Regions from separate parts of the Homo sapiens genome. Here region 2 is linked to region 1. Evidence: read pairs that join two places in POLR2A ChIA-PET (ENCODE). Cell type or tissue: Panc1. All regions are shown on one strand. Links, peaks and the distances in the headings refer to the core of each region. The heading gives the core; the rest is flanking DNA. Region 1 overlaps ROR1 (receptor tyrosine kinase like orphan receptor 1). Region 2 overlaps ROR1 (receptor tyrosine kinase like orphan receptor 1).

Evidence for each region. ChIA-PET counts read pairs that join two places held together with the same protein. Peaks named below come from ENCODE experiments on the same cell type or tissue, not always from the same donor. Only the 100,000 strongest peaks of a DNase experiment are listed, where the experiment ranks them.
Region 2: POLR2A ChIA-PET joins it to region 1 with 8 read pairs; 3 of 35 experiments call an interaction of 5 or more read pairs at or near these places.

The regions. Positions count from the first base shown.
Region 1 is chr1:63,783,719-63,786,635 of GRCh38, reverse strand. All of the region lies in intron 1 of ROR1 (receptor tyrosine kinase like orphan receptor 1), which reads right to left. Among named protein-coding and RNA genes, the nearest start is that of ROR1, 11 kb to the right of the region's middle. In Panc1, for the core only: no CTCF peak of the experiment used is centred there; no DNase peak of the experiment used is centred there; H3K27ac peaks cover 457 bases.
Region 2 is chr1:63,861,422-63,864,338 of GRCh38, reverse strand. The region is part of intron 1 of ROR1 (receptor tyrosine kinase like orphan receptor 1); the gene reads right to left. Among named protein-coding and RNA genes, the nearest start is that of ROR1, 89 kb to the right of the region's middle. In Panc1, for the core only: no CTCF peak of the experiment used is centred there; no DNase peak of the experiment used is centred there.

The sequences.
Region 1 (2,917 bases), core at 189-2,688:
GTTTTAACCCCAACACAACCATCAAATCTGACAATTGCTCCTTAAAAAAAAAAAAAAAAAAAAAGGCCAGGCGCGGTGGCTCACGCCTGTAATCCCAGCACTCTGGGAGGCCGAGGCGGGAGGATCACGGGGTCAGGAGATCGAGACCATCCTGGCTAACACGGTGAAACCCCGTCTCTATTAAAAATACAAAAAATTAGCTGGCCGTGGTGGCGGGTGCCTGTAGTCCCAGCTACTGAGGAGGCTGAGGCAGGAGAATGGCGTGAACCCGGGAGGCGGAGCTTGCAGTGAGCAGAGATTGTGCCACTGCACTCCAGCCTGGGCGACAGAGCGAGACTCTGTCTCAAAAAAAAAAAAAAAAAAAAAAAAAAAAAAAAAATCAAGTTGTAGCCAGCGTAAGGGGGGAAATGCTTTATTCCCTGTGCCAGGTGCTTTCTTTCTGGGGAGGAAGACTAATCAGTGTTAAGTCCTGGACTTTCTCTGCACCTTTACTAACTCCTCCTTGCAGAGGCCCGGAGCACAGTCCTAGGCAGCAACTTAGGGATGAGCTGGGTAGCACAGACTGGACATGCTCAGTTCAGCTCCCCCCTTCCTCAGTGGGGAAAAAGGACATTAGTTATCACGTGTCCCCTGGGAGGCCCTGACAGCAGACTCTAACCCACTGAAGACTACCTGGTCACAGGCAAAGTTTTCAATGCTTTGACTTAGGGACACCAGATGTGAGTGGGCAAAGCGCTATGAGCCGCACAGAGAAAAAGAGGTTTAAATCACTGGTGGATTAAGAACATCATCGAAAATTGTTGCTGCGTAGGCCGGGCGCGGTGGCTTACGCCTGTAATCCCAGCACTTTGGGAAGCTGAGCGGGGCAGATCACTTGAGGTCAGGAGTTCAAGACCAGCCTGGCCAACATGGTGAAACCCTGTCTCTACTAAAAATACAAAAATTAGCCGGGCGTGGTGGCAGGCGCCTGTAATCCAAGCTGCTCGGGAGGCTGAGCCAGCAGAATCACTTAAAAAACCCAGGAGGCAGAAGTTGCAGTGAGCTGAGATCGTGCCACTGCACTCCAGCTTGGGCCACAGAGTGAGACTCCGTCTCAAAAAAAAAATTAAATAAATAAATAAATAAATAAATAAATAAAATATATATATATATAGTTGCTGCTTGTTTTCAGTGGTCTACACACCACTGGTCTCCAACAGGCAATATCTTGGGACTGAAAATCCCCATACAACACACAACAGTTCTCTGAAGGGAGGAGATAAAACAGTCATGACTGGGTTAAGCATTACCTCTTTAAGGTAGGCATATGAAAGGCTAATACAGTCCATCACCACAATGGAAGTTCAGGCAGAAAAAAGAAAAACAGCCAATACTCTCCAGGGGGTGTGAAAATTATGTAAAAACTTTGAAACACCCCAGTTGGAGTGAAATCCTAGAAGCAAGGCTATAATCTCTCTTATGGAGAAAAAGTAGAATAAGTTGCTTTCATGTACATTGTCTAAACCCATCCGGAAATGGTGTCAGTTTCCCATGAAGAACAGATAAGAGCCTTTCCAGGGTATCTAGGATTTCAGGCAGCATGTTCTATTTTTACCTTATGATGTTTAACCTTCACAGAGCATAAGAAAGTCCCTGCCCTTGAGAAACAATATAATTATAACCTAAGATTTCCAGGTGCTAAGAAAGTCCGTGTCAGAGATAACTGTATTATAAAATCATGCCTAACAAGGCGCTGAGAACTAGCAATTTTGCCCCATCCCATCCTGTGAAAAATCTTAAAGGAAGAATTGCTGCTCTCCATTCAATTGAGAGATGTAGCTTCGATCACACACCAACAACCAACTATGGCCCAGGCACTGTGCCAAACACTACCCATGGTCCTTCCCCCTCTGTCATGGTAGGCACCATTATGGCTCCCATTTTACACGTGAGGAAAGCCAGTCTCAGAGGTTACGTAGTTTGCTGACCTGGCAGAGCAGTAGTGAGCCTAGTCCATCTGATGCCAAAGTCCTTCTCTTCCTGGCTCCTCTCCCTGCCACAATCACCAACCACTTAGGAAAATCCTGTTTTTAAGTAACTTCTCTGTCTTTTTGCAAGTAAATTTTCCCAGGTTACAGAAATCCCAGAGCCAGGTCCCATCTACAAATGCCTTTCAACTGTTTCTAAAGACAACAGCTATTTGAAGATTTTGTGGATGAAACAAGTGAAAATCAGGCAAATTCACCTTTTGGTGAAACAGTAGTGAAAATAGTCATATATCAGTATATTAGAGGCACAAATTCCAAACAAAAGTAGTCTTTAGAGCAGAAAGTTCAATGGGCCCTAAGTCCAAGGGGCTGGGTTTTAGACAGGCCCTGACAGCTACAGAGTGACCTTGTGTGAGCTGCCAAACTCACCTGCCTACTTTTAAAAGGAAGAGAGAAATAAATCCTATTTAACTGTATTTTTTGGAAAATTAAAGGTAATACTGTACATAAAATGATTTTGTAAGCTGCAAAGCCCTATACAAATGGAGGATTTAATTATAATTATTTTGACTCAGCTATTTGGCTGGGATCTTACAGAGAATTTTAATCATCAGACAGAGTTGAAAAAAAAAACTGCAATGCAGTTTGGCATAATAATGATTAGGAACAAAACTCAGGCCTTAGGATATGCAGGTTCAAATCCTAGTTTTCCCATTTAACTCTCTGTGTGGTCTTGGGCAGGTTACTTACTTCTCTGTGCCTCAGTTTCCTTATCTGGAAAATGGGGATATCGTGGAACACACTGAGCACCCTGCCACATGCATTGTGAGTGTTCAAGGAGTGTTCAGCAGCCGGTGAAAGACCTGGTCAGGATTAATCTGCTTCTAAAGCCCATATACTCTTGCTCTGCTGTGCACCTTTTCAACAGACATGTGGTCGTTGGAAGAGTA
Region 2 (2,917 bases), core at 203-2,702, 78 kb before region 1:
CCTGTGGCCTCATAACAAGGCCAGTTTCTCCAGGTTCTCAATAGGCTGAGAGTGAGCAGCTTTCATTTAGGCAATGGTCCAGCCATGAAACATGAGGCTGCCTGAGGCTGACCGCCTGAGTTTGAATCCTGCCTCCATCTCTTAATAGCTGTGTAATCTTGAATAAGTTTTACTTAATTTCTTGTACCTCGGTTGTCTTATCTCTAAAATAGGGATGATAATAATGCCTACTTCAAAATGCTGCAAAGATTACATGAATTTTTATATGGGAAGCACTTAAAACAACACTTACCTATCACACAGGAAAACACCAAATAAATGCTAGCTGCTATTATGCTATGGTCCTTTTTAGGAAAAAAAGAAGGTGGTTTAATACAAAGGTTCCTATCAGAAAAACACTGCAGAAAGGCCGAGAATAGTAGTTAATGCTAGCATTGATTTTTGTGTCCTGTATTAAATCATCATGAGATGTCCACTTCTGCTATTTTTGCAAAGTTGACCATTTGGTTAACTGAACAAGTATCGCCATCTATGATACAATACAATACAATACAATACAATACAATACAATACAATACAATACAATACAATACAATACAATACAATACAATACAATACAATACAATACAATGGCAGTGTTGAATGCTGGAAAATGTAGTCTGTGAAACTTATCACAAATAAAGAAAAATACGCCATCAGATTAATAGCTTTCCTTCATTTCAGTTTGTGAAATGAATTAATCACTTTCCTTCATTTCAGTTTCAGCTGGCAAGCACACAGCTTTGCATTATCACAGACCCATAGATGGTGACAAATTAGAAGGAACCTCAGTGATCACGATCATTCTGTACATCTAGTCCAGGACCTCAATGTGCAGCTGGGAAACCTGAGCCCAAAGACAGGCATGACTTGCCCAGATAGACCCTGTGTGTAAGGGCCAGCACCAGAAACTCAGGCTCCGAAGTGTCTATCTGTTTACTCATTTACCTCCTTTCACTAGACTTGACAGCCCCTTAGAGGCCAGAATCTATCATACTTGTCACCTTCCTGCCAGCTCAGCACGCCTAGACACAGAAGGCAACAGCAAATGAAGGCTGAAAAGAACTAAAGTGATAGTGTTCTTTGCTTCTACTAAGGTATTATTTTAACTCAAGAAAGAAGAGATAGTTACCTCCTTCACTGAAAGATGACCCAAGTGGTAAAGCAAGGCAGAAATCACAACTAAGCATCCTGCTGGTGTGGGAGTCAGGAGATCAGGGCTTTTGCCCTACCTCTACCCTAACTTGCTTTGTGACATTGGACAAGCATCTAACTTTTCTAAAACAAAAAGTGATTAGGCAAGATGCTGTCCTTGATAGAGCTGAAAGGAATCAAATTTTATGAGGTCACAAAGTGAAATTCAATTTATTATTGATTATAATTCATTGTATGTCACTATGCTTATACTATACTCCAATATTAATTTTTAAAAGTCTTCTTTGTACATTATCACTTAATCCTCACGGTAACCTTAAGTAGGTCAGAAAATACCTTATAACCCCATTTTACAGACAATGACACTGAGGCGCAGTGTTCCCATGTTTATGTCAGAGTTAAATTAACAAATACCACCTATACTGAGAGGCAGAATTCACACCAAGAAAGAAAAAGATATGCTCAGCAGTAGATCAAGGGCCCAAGAAGAGGCAGTATGTGGCTTGAAGGTGAAATTAACAAGGAGCCATGGAACCTGGTCATCTCTCCCTAACTCTCGGGTTTCTTTACTCAAAATTCTGCTTTCAAAGATATACTTCTTTCACAGCTACATGAAGAACAGATGGGTTATGGGAAATACAAAGCCAAGATATTTGGCGGAGATCAGACAGAGAAGGTGAAGTAAGCCTCTTGAAATGTATCCTGCCTGCAATAAAACAAAATGTATTTCTTTTTTTTTTTTTTTTTTTTTTTGAGACAGTCTCACTCTGTCTCCCAGGGTGGAATACAGTGGTATGATCTTGGCTCACTGCAACCTCTGCCTCCTGGGTTCAAGCGATTCTCCTGTCTCAGCCTCCCAAGTTGCTGGGATTACAAGCATGTGCCACCATACCTGGCTAATTTTGTGTATTTTTAGTAGAGACAGGGTTTCACCATGTTGGCTAGGCTGGTCTCGAACTCCTGAGCTCAAGTGATCCACCTGCCTCGGTCTCCCAAAGTGCTGGGATTACAGGCATGAGCCACTGCACCTGGCCAGGAAAATGTAGTTCTAAGCATTTTATTGAAACTTCACAGTAAGACAGACCCTGAAATAAGGTAAAGAATAATAAATAAAAATTATGTGATAACCATTATTTATTGCTTAAGCTTAATTAAAATACCATTAATATTATTTTTCCTTATAGAATATGCCATTTTTTATTTTAATAAATCTTAGCAAATACATAAAATCAACCCTAGACTTGTCAGGAAAGGCGTCTCCACTCTAAAGTCCTATATTATCACAGAAACCCTAAGAAGACTGACCTACTGGCTCAATTGGAATGGGCATTTATCTTTCAAGACTTCCTAAAACCTTTTGAACCCTTTCTTAACATCCTGATATTGTAGTTTCCCACTGCATTGACGAGTACCATTATTTCAAAGTAGAATCCCCAAAAACCATATTTCCTATGTTTCCAACAGCAAGGCAATCATATGCCCCTCTGCAAATCACAGATGCAGAAAGACATACCTTCCAGTAAGCCTACTGGTGAAGTATTCCTGAGCACAGTCAGTTCAACGTGCTCGGCTGCAGTGGCAGTGGTATTTCCTACAGACCTGTCTTGTGGCAAAACCAGGCACTGCTACACAATGTTCTTGGCTATGTAACATCCAAACCTGGTGTTCTGGCCTTCCTAGAGACACAACACTCAAGCAGGCTATGACAGAGCAATGCCTAAAA